Linked DNA regions of Homo sapiens: region 1 is linked to region 2. A link is an interaction called in ENCODE POLR2A ChIA-PET data of the cell type or tissue named here. Cell type or tissue: PC-3. All regions are shown on one strand. Each heading gives the region's core, and the rest is flanking DNA. Links, peaks and the distances in the headings are about the cores only.

What was found. Peaks named below come from ENCODE experiments on the same cell type or tissue, not always from the same donor. Only the 100,000 strongest peaks of a DNase experiment are listed, where the experiment ranks them.
Region 1: POLR2A ChIA-PET joins it to region 2 with 5 read pairs; 1 of 35 experiments calls an interaction of 5 or more read pairs at or near these places.

The regions. Positions count from the first base shown.
Region 1 is chr5:92,328,837-92,334,232 of GRCh38, forward strand. LOC105379080 (a long non-coding RNA gene) reads left to right here. Exons shown (of 4, transcript XR_007058867.1): 1 at 1-535; 2 at 3,613-3,731. Among named protein-coding and RNA genes, the nearest start is that of LINC02058, 610 kb to the right of the region's middle. In PC-3, for the core only: no CTCF peak of the experiment used is centred there; no DNase peak of the experiment used is centred there; H3K27ac peaks cover 501 bases.
Region 2 is chr5:92,747,653-92,753,048 of GRCh38, forward strand. No RefSeq gene overlaps it. Among named protein-coding and RNA genes, the nearest start is that of LINC02058, 190 kb to the right of the region's middle. In PC-3, for the core only: no CTCF peak of the experiment used is centred there; a DNase peak (open chromatin) is centred at 2,429.

The sequences.
Region 1 (5,396 bases), core at 72-5,071, 420 kb before region 2:
TTGGTTTTCAGGAGTTCAAGGAGCAAGTCTGTTCAGAATATTGTTATAAAGCAGATAGAGGACAAAAGCATAATTGAAATAACCGGAATGTACATAGGCTAACTGCATTGCTTTATGTGGTGTGGTTCTGTGGAAAGATTATTAGACTTACAAGAGTGAGGACTCACAGTTCTGCCAGCAAATAAGCTGAGTGGCTTCAGACAAGCCACTTTACTTATCTCTGGGCCTCAGTTTTCCCGTTTATGGATTAAAGACATTCACAGACATTGGCTGAGTGCCCGCAATGTGCCAGCTATTGAGCTAAACTTGGGATGCTAGAAAAGACAATCCCTTTTCTGGATTAGGAAGTTTACATTTTAAAGATGCAAGAAGGCACTAAACAAGGGCAGTGAGGTACAACAAGCTCTGTGGTTTTATTTCTCCTAAATGGGAGGAAACATAGAGAGGAAGAAAAGTATGCAATCTCAGTTGCAAATGGAGGCAGGGGCTCACCATGTTCTCTGATACGATTGTACCGCCCATTGGTAAGAATCAGGTAATTGTCCTGAGCCTTGTCGAGTTGTTTATTTGTTTGTTTCTTGCAATAGCTTCTAACGTAATTGATCTGCTAAGAATTATTTATAAACTCTCTCATGTAAATGCCCTTACAATTGTCAATGGCTGTAATTCTATATCAAGATCAGTGCTATGGCATCTTTGATATAGCTATGAACTTCAAGTTTTATGTTTAAACTTATAGTATAATTTTTGGAAAAATTATTCAATGGTAATGATGTAAAAAATCAATAGGAATGGAAACATGACAAATGTTTCAACAATTAAAATAAAATATTGCTTTCTGTTTAAAAGAGCATATAGTCACCTTTCAAGTTAAACTTTGGTCTTACAATCTGTTTTAATGATATAAGAGAAAATAAGCTTAATTAGGTTCATTGTAAAGTCCTCAAAAGAGCAGATCAGAATATCGGTCACTACCTTGTGGCCCAGGTAGAATTCCATAGTGCACAAATTACTGAAGCTCTTTGAATATCTGAACAGTCAGAAAACTCTATTTAGAATTATGCATATGACAGAGACTAGAATGTGTTCTAAGAATAGCTTACATCACATCAAGAAGAAAAGCACCAGATGATTACTTTTAGTCAATTCTATTTTTGTACTGTAGGTACTGATAAAAAGCTTCTAACATAACGGAAGTAGCTGTTGCATCACAACATATCATCACATTTTAGAATTGGAAGAAATTGAACATGCATCTAATATAATTCCTTTGGACTAGGTCCGAGAAATAAAAGACACACTCAAGTTCACAGAAATATACAATTCTGACTCTTATATTCAGTGCTCTTACACATGTATTTTGCTGCTTTGTTATATAAAAATAACAGTAAATACAGATTCAAAAGTTTGGGGAACTTGTGAGTTGAAAGAACAAATCATAATAAAGCAAACCTAATAAAAGAAAATCTATATTTACACACATGACTAAATGTCAGCGATTTTTATCTTTACAAAAGGATTCACTGAAAGCTTCTGTTAAGTGGTAAACTATGTTTTTTCAAGACTTTTATTTGTTTGTACTATATTGATAGCACTATACATGTATTACATAAAATATACCTACTCATAAACTGTCTTTGAGTTATTGGAGTGATTTCTGTTCTGAGAATTCTGAATTTGTTAATGGACAGATAATGCAGAGAGAAAACTTGATTAAAGCCCTGGCAACAGATGATACTATGACTATACCTCAACTAAAATGCCATGTCATAAATAGTTATTTTAATATTTATGGTACTTACTTTTGAGTAGGGATATGGGAAAACCTCTCAAAAGCTATCATCCAGGTTTTAATATAAGGAGGAACAAACCTAGGAGAGTACTGGGAAATGGGGAATAAATGTATAGAAGTATCTGGCACTGTTAGTTAGTCAGGAAATAAGACATTAATAAAGAAAATCTTTTTAAAATTTTGATTATCTACATGCCTTATAAAATATCGCTGCTATACAATATATGATAAAATCTGAGTTTTTCTTACATAGTTTTTCTTCCAAATCTTTTCAACATGTTCTTAACATCCATGATGTTTAACAGATCTTAAACATTGTTGAAAATATACCATTTTCAATAATATTGCTGTTTTTCCATTCCTATATATGCCACTAAGTGCCTGCCACTTAGTGGACACTTAACACAAATTTGTTGAATGAATACATGAATATGTGTTGATTTTCAATGTAGGAACAATTTTAAAATATCAAAAAAATTATTCAATTTCTTGGTCTTTAAATAGCTTATTAGAGGAATAAATTCTAACTGAAAATGATAATAACTAAACTTTATTATCTCCTATTTATTACAGGTATTACACAGCAAGTGGGCACCAATATATCATTTCCTCAGTAGTCATAACTGCAATGGATTTTGTTACATCAGTATAGCCAATTTACCAAAGAAGTTTGGTCAAAACATCAAAGAATGCCTTACCAATAATCGGATAGTGCCTTTTAACTGTGTCCAAGACCCTACATACTAAGTAGCTTAGGTTGTGATAATAAAACCTAGATGAACTGCAAACTGCAGTCCAAAACAACACAGGTCATCTCATCTTCTTTGGATAGCTTCCACAACTAAGGCAGCATATGTGGGTCTTATGATTTTAGAATATAGATGACATCGTCTATATGATAGAAGAACTTTAATAAACACCCAAGTAAATATATGGAAACTCACAATTGCTATAATTTTGAAATGTAAGGAATTTGACATAACAAAATAGGATGAATTTTGCCTTTGCAGATCAAATACTTTTCAATGCCAGTCTTTTGATGTTTTGATAGCCTATGCATGTATGTAAGCCATATTTAGAATGCTGCATTGAAGAAGGAATCCGGGCCAGATTACTTGCATTAACTTTGGATGCTCTTTGTTAACTATACTTCTAGAATTACAGAGAAGCCTGAGGCCACATTGAAGGGTAATTGAATGACTTGATTCTTGGTAGTAAATTGCAGAAATTAAAGAATAATTTCCCACACTATGTTTATTGACCTCATGAAAGCTATTAATGTCGTTAAAAGGCCTGGCTGCACAAAGACAGTCAAGTATCATGGTTGACTTAGCTTTTTGCTCCTGTGTCCCTCTAACTATCACAGCTGGGGTCATTACATTCATTCTTTCATTTATTAAATAAATATTTATTGAGTGCCCGCTATATGCCAAGCTTCCCACTTGGTGTAGAAGTGACAAGGAGTGAATGAGATGTGATTCCTTATGCAGCTGAACACTGGTAACTTAGAAGAATCAGATTAATACTAGCCTTATTTGACCTTGCATGCAGACTCAAGTAGCTGTGTAACCCTCTTGACTTCTCATCTCTGAGTCATTGCCTTACTTCTTGGCCTTACTTCCTTATTTTGGGGATCATTTTGTACGTGTTTGCTCTTAGGCACTCCTAAACACTGGAATTCTGCTTCAGATCCTCAGAATTCATGGCATATCATTCCTCCACTATCCTGTTCTCCACATTTTCAGCTAAGCCATCATTAAGCATCTGAATGTTGGTTATTACCAGATTCCTTTGATAGCCTGTTTCTCTTTCATTCTTAGAGGCTGAAAAGATTCTGTTACTGAAACTCAACACTTAGTTGATACCTGCTACAACTTTAACTACTCGTTGACTGTTTACGGCTTTTGCTGTAAGTTGGAGTATGGTGACAAACACACAAGTAAGTTTGCAAAGGCATAGAATATTCATGCCTTAAATAATATCTACCTTAACTTCTAGGCTATATGGTCATTGAAAAATAGAGCTAAGTTGTATTCATCTCTTGTCACTCAGTATTTAATACATGGATATTTTGTTTTATTAAATATTTACATGTATCAATGCCAAATAGTTTTATAGATTAGCTGAAGCGGATTAACTCCTTCTTCATTTAAGAATGACTCAGTTAGGTTAGCAAAGAGAAGTGAGTGATTTTAATCTATAAATTTCCCTCCAACTTGGCATTATTTGCTTCCTCCTTGTAGGGTTAATTCAAAACGGTCCAGAGCTTTAGTAATTTGCTGGTTAGGTGCATTTTCCCCAAAACTCTCATAGTACTGTTCTTGTTGACTTCTTTAATACTAGCTCTAATTGCTACAGTATGTGTGTTGTGTGTGTGTGGGTTTTTTTTCTAGATGTAATTTACCTACTAAAATATTCACCTGTTTGAAGTAAAGAATTCAGTATTTTTTTGTATATTTGCAAGGTGGTATGGTTGTCACAACTATCAAGTTTCAGGATATTCTCAGCCCAGTAAAAAACTCATACCTTTTAGCAATCACTCCTCTCCCTTCCAAACCTTTGAAGAGATAATCTACTTTCTGTATCTGTGCACTTGCCTTTTCTAAACATTTCATATAAAAATATCATGCAATATGTAGCTTTTTGTATCTGACATTTTCACTTAGTGTAATATTTTAAAGGGTTATCTACATTGTAGCGTAAATCACTACTTTCTTTCTTCTTTGTTTTTTTTTTTTCTGAGACAGAATCTCACTCTTTGCCCAGGCAGGAGTGCAGTGGCAGGCTCTCAGCTCACCGCAACCTCCGCCTCCTGGGTTCAAGTAATTCTCTGCCTCAGCCTCCTGAGTAGCTGGGATTACAGGCATCTGCCACCACACCCAGCTAATTTTTTTTTTTTTGTAGAGACAGGGTTTCACCATATTGGTCAGGCTGGTCTCAAACTCCTGACCTTGTGATCTTCCCTCCTCGGCCTCCCAAAGTGCTGGGATTACAGGCATGAGCCTCCACACCCGGCCCTGCTTTCTTTCCTTCTCTTTTGGCTGAATAATGTTTTATTGCATGTATATGCTACCTTTTATTTATTCCTTCATCAGATAATGAACATTTAGATTGTTTGCACTTTTTGGCTCTTTTGAATAGTGCTGTGATAAACATTTAGATTGTTTACACTTTTTGGCTTTTATGAATAGTGCTGCTATTAACTTTCAAACAAGTTTGTGTGTGGACATGTGGTCTCAGTTATCTTGGATATATACATAGCAGTATAATCTGTGGATCATATGGAACTTTATGCTTAACTTTTTAAGGAACTGCCAAACTGTTTTTCAAAGTAGCTGCATTATTTTATATTCTGACCAGCAAAAGTATGAGGGCTCATATTTTTCCAAATCTTTGCCAGCACTTCTTATTGTCTGCTCTTTTGCTTAGAAACCTCCTAGTGTATGTGAAGTGGTTATCTCACTGTGGCTTTTCCTAATGCATTTCACTTTCCTGTTGGCCAATGATGTGGAATATATTGTCCATTTGTACATCTTCTTTAGAAAAATCTCTATTCTAATCTTTTGCCCATTTTTTTTTTTACAGAATTATTTGATCTTCCTGT
Region 2 (5,396 bases), core at 142-5,141:
AAAATATAAACAGTTTATCAATGTTCAATAAATTCAATATTTGTTGAGCACTTGTTGAATTTACATACATTGTCTTGGATTTGAAGTTATATAAAACTGCAGGGAGCATGAAGATGTTCAAGCTCAAGATTCAGACTTAAGAGATATTATTGATAAATGATTATTAAATATAAGCAGGCAGATAACATCTTCAACTGAGGGAATGTAGCAGAAGAGCAAAGAGGCCAAACACTGTGAGGAGCCACAAATAATGGACAAGGGAAGAAGAGGAGCCAAGGATAGGAAGTAGCTAACAAATTAGCCAATTAAACATCATTGGAATTTCTGTGTGTAAGTAACTGATCATGATACTAAGAAGAACACAAAGTAATAGAAGTCATAGTCAGCTTGATTCGTTTCCTAGTAGAAATTATCATCTAAAATAGAAAATGCTATCAAAAACACTAAGTGAAAATTAGCTTTTAATAAGTATTTATAAAATATGAGTGAAGATCAATAAATAAATCTAGTACAGTTGTCACAAACATGCACAAGAATTTTAATAAGCTAGGGTACTTAAATGGTTTCCCAAGCTCCAATCCAGATTTATAGAATCCAAATATCTACTTAAAGATTTTTCTGTCTTTCCTTCTCTTCTTTTTCTCTTTTTCTTTCTTTCTCTCTTTTCCTTTCCTTTCCTTCTTTCCTTTCCTTTTCTTTTCTTTCCTTTCCTTCTTTCCTTTCCTTTTCTTTTCTTTCCTTTCCTTCTTTCCTTTCCTTTTCTTTTCTTTCCTTTCCTTTCTCCTTCTTTCTACTTTCCCATATAATTCTGATGATGAGACAAGCTTGGGAAATGCCAGTTTAGTGACATAAACAGACACATATTTTGACAGGAATGGAATTTAAAATATTTTTAATATTATCTAAAGTATTCATATAGTTTATTGGAAGAAATGGAATTTCACAGTTCTGGAAATTAATCGTTAGGTAAATAGATGAGTGAGCTTAAGTGAAAGGAAAAAAGAAGAAAGTTTTACAAATATAAGTATGCAATTAGGTTTCCAGTTTCCTATGCATTATCGATGGCATGCTATCTAGTGCTTACCTAAAAGAAGAAACACAGATGGTAGACTGGCAGACTGGTAAGTCCTAATGATTATGTATCCAAACATAGAAGATGAGTTCATTGTGTGCTCGTGCTCTGTGTTCTGATACCTGAGGAAGTCTACCATTTTTTAAGTTGAAGTTTCCAGAATACTTCACCTTTATCTGAAAGCACTTAGGGAACACGGTTGTTGTTTTTGTTTAAAATAATTTTACCAGTGGTACAATTTGAGATATTCTAATACCTATTCTGATAAAATTCAATACCTATGTCAGAAAATGTCACTGTGAGACCTATGCAGAACCCCAGAAACTGACTAATTTTGTACAGAAAACTTGACTTGCTGTATGGTTGTCAAATAGTGTCTTATAAAGTATTAGATGAAGCAAAAGACAAACAAATTTCTTTATATATTCTTGCTTTTAGAACTTATATAAATACTGAAAAGAAGGTGTAAATGTTCGTGATACAATTCAGAGAACTGTATCTCAAGGAGATTACTTATTAATTTCAGAAATATATTTATGTGTAAACCATGGTAGAAAGTATCAAGTAAAATCCTGTTGAAATGAAAAAAAAAACAAAGTAAAAGTAGAAGATGTACCAGAACTAATACAAGTAAAATAGATGGAGTAATTTTGGGAAGAACATTCATGAATTGTGGAATGTTTAAGATAAAAATGTTATTTAGCAAGAATCTGGTCCTTTTTAAAAAATCATAAATTATGAGCATTAACAAGGACTATCCTATAAGTCCCTAGTGGTTAATTGGCTGTGCTTCAGGAATCCATTTATTATTTTTTTGGAAAACCCATGTCCAATAATGTTGACAGTATAAAAGAATGGGGGACTTAGGAGGTAGAACACTTATTTAGTAGATAGAGGCAAAATGAGAATATTATCCCATTCTATTCCAATCTTCAAAATATCACCCTCCCCAGAAATTTCTCAACCAAATACTTTTAAATTGGATTAAACAGATTACTATACAGATTTTTTCATTTTTAATTCTAACAATAGCTATGGATCATAAAAATAAAGGCTACTGGTTGCTCTTTCCCCAAAATACTGGAAGTCTGGAAGGAGAAAATGGCGAAGTGGAAAGCTGATTCTTTCTGCCCAGATTTGGGACATGAGTGCCCCATGTTTAATGCTTAAAAAAGAGAAAATAAACCTTCTCTACTATAGCCACTCTCATCTCATATTCTGGTGAAAATAAGCAAATAGCCTTCCTTTGGAGACTAGCTGAAGAAAAACTCTAAAGCTCTCCCCCCACCATTCTTTTGTCCTCCTCAGATTAAGGAGCTCTTTGTGTTTGTTTTAAAGCAAGATGACTCAGAGACTACAAACACCATTTGAGATAAATTCCTGACAGAAACATCCACCCACGGGTCCATTCCCTTGATGCTGCCTTAACCTTGCCTTCTTAGGTGAAAGTCACCTACAACTTTTCTACTACAACTTTATTAGTTGGATGAGAACCAAAAAACTAACTAGTTCAGAAATTATCTGAGTCAAGAAAAAAAAACAAAAAACCTGTTTTAACAAGTATATACTTGAGTACATGATGCTGCATGCAGAGATATAAACAAACAAACAAAAAATTATAATGAGAGAACTCACGGTGGGATACTGCAAATCCTTGTGGTGGATTGTTTTCTAGTCCCATGAAGGAATAATATAATCTCTATTGGTTTTTATTCTTACTTTTGTTCCTGTGTCACACGTATCAAAGTGGAACTTGAAAACAGTATGTTTTTTAATTAAAGCAACCAAAACTCTACACTTTTGTTCCCAGTGGTGATTCTAACATTAAGTCAGTATTTAGCACAGCTGTTCACACTCCATAAAATAAAGTTACCTGTCTGATAGAAACAATGCATTTTAAGCTTACATTTTGGGAGATTTAAATGTGTAACTCACAGCTCAAAAGACTTTAAGACATGAAATTAAATATAGTAACTCATGGTAAAAGGTGAAAAGTCCCTAGAAGCTTAAACCATAGAAAGGAAGCATTAAGCTTTCAACTTGCATATTTAGAAATGAAACATCTAGACATATGTATTAGGAGAAGTATAATTATTTCTTAGAAGTTTTAATTATTGGTCACTAAAACAAATTTGATTTCATAAATTAAAAATGTAACAATTATAAGTAGATACTGCACAAGTGAATCTATGTTATTCTTATAAAACATAAATATAATACTATTTACTTATTCAGAAGTAATTTTCATATAGAATTATACATTGTTAAATTCAATCATCAGAGGTTTTGTGGTTGTTGTTATTTTTGATTATTTGTTTTTATTTTGTTTTGCTTTGCACTAAGTCCAAAACAAGGGTTATATGAAATTAAAAACATCTGGATACATATTATCATTACTTGCAGAAATTTAAATTAACATTTTATATTACTCTAGATAAAATGATACACATTTTTATCTTTTGAATCCAATATTTTTAAGTTTTTGAGCAAATTATAATCCTATTATAAAAGTCAGAACATCTATTTTCTGTAGGATTATCCTAAATGCATTGAAGCAATAGATCTAGAATTTAAAATTTAGAATTAGAATTTACTATATGGATTGCCCATGTAAATTAGATACAAAACAGAGATTAAGTGTCCTTTATCTCTGTTATTCCCATGTTGTACATTATTTTACAAAAACTTAGCTCTCAAAAATATTTGTAAAATTAAATATTTTTCTATTAATATAATATTTCATACTTGATAGGATATAGTTTCTTTCCTAATAAGATCTTTAAATTGAGCTCAAGTGTTTTGTGTTGACTTGTTTCCATGAATTGTGTAGCTATAATTTAGTTTTTTGAAAGGAAACAATTTTAAAAACCAAAAACTGCATGACACATAAATTACCAAATGTTTTCATACAATAATTTAAAGTGTAGAGATCTAATATGGACAATTCATCTACCTATCCCACATAAAAATGACTTAAAAAAAAAGATACAAGCCATTTGTACAATATAAGTTTACAATGACTAAGAAAGCAGTCGACATTTTTTGTAGATTTCCGTCACGGGTACAAACAGTGAATATTGAATGAGAACAATGAGAAATGTAATGATAACTCTGGAGACTCACAATCTTGTAGTTATTTTATCTAACGTATTATCTTGGCTCCTTATAACCAATATATGTTCAAGATACACTACTATGTAGTATATTTCTCAAACAGGCCATGTGCTTACTTTACCCTAGCATCCATCTGAAACCTCATTTTCATTACCTAACACAATAATCTTTATTTTCTTTTCTGTGGAATCCGTTCTTTCTCCAGCAGCAGGAATAAACTTCCTCATACACCATTTACAATATGTCAGTCCCTTATCAAGAAATATGCTGCCCCTCATAGTACAATAATATTACCAGAAAAGCCTAAAATTTATAAGAGGCACTGAAGGGTATATAAACTAAAGTCACAAATATTCTGGCATTGATTGATTCATTCATTTATCAAATATTAACTGAGGTCCTGATATGTGCCTGGCAAAGTGAAAGTTGTGAAAGCTTCTAGCAATGAAGAAGTGAAGAAGAAAGCCTAGGTCTTTCCCTCAGGTAGCTTGCACTTCCAAATAAGCAACCTAGACCACAGTTAACTCAGCCCAAGATTACCAGGAACACCTGCAGGTGAGCACGTTGTGTGTATTACCTGTTGCAGGGAGGGAGAGCATACGCCTTAGGGAAGCGTAGTGCATCTCAGTGAGAGCACATTAGACAAAAACTATTAAGGGATTTGTGCTCTAGTTGGGTAACACTGGGAGGAGGTTAAGGGAACAAGATCACTCTAGATTGAGTTCTGTCATAGAGCAGGGGTGATTTTATACCCTTGAATATCTCAATAAATCTTATCTGCAGGAAGGGCAGATTAGAGCAGGGTTAAAACTGTAACTGGTTTAGAAAAGCAGTAGCCACTCAGTAAGAAAGGGGATTGGTTGTTGTTTTGTGGATTACCCAGTGACCCATTTGCCCAGATGGGAATGTTCAGTGAGAATTTTATGTTCAACAGGAGAACAACATGGCTTAGCTATAAAAGTCAGATCAGTTTGTATTAATAATATTCTAATAATAATATTGAGGCTTAGGTTTGAGTGTCATAGCAGTTCTTAAGCATCAAAAGCTACTGCTTTTTTTCTCTCACAGATTATACAGGAAATGAACAGAAAAAGGTGATAAATATTACTAGGACTAATTTACATTATGTGGCCGAGAAGACCACTTTGTGAAGATAACATTAAGCTAAGACCTGAGGGGAGGTGATATGAAGAGCTTAGAAAAGAACCTG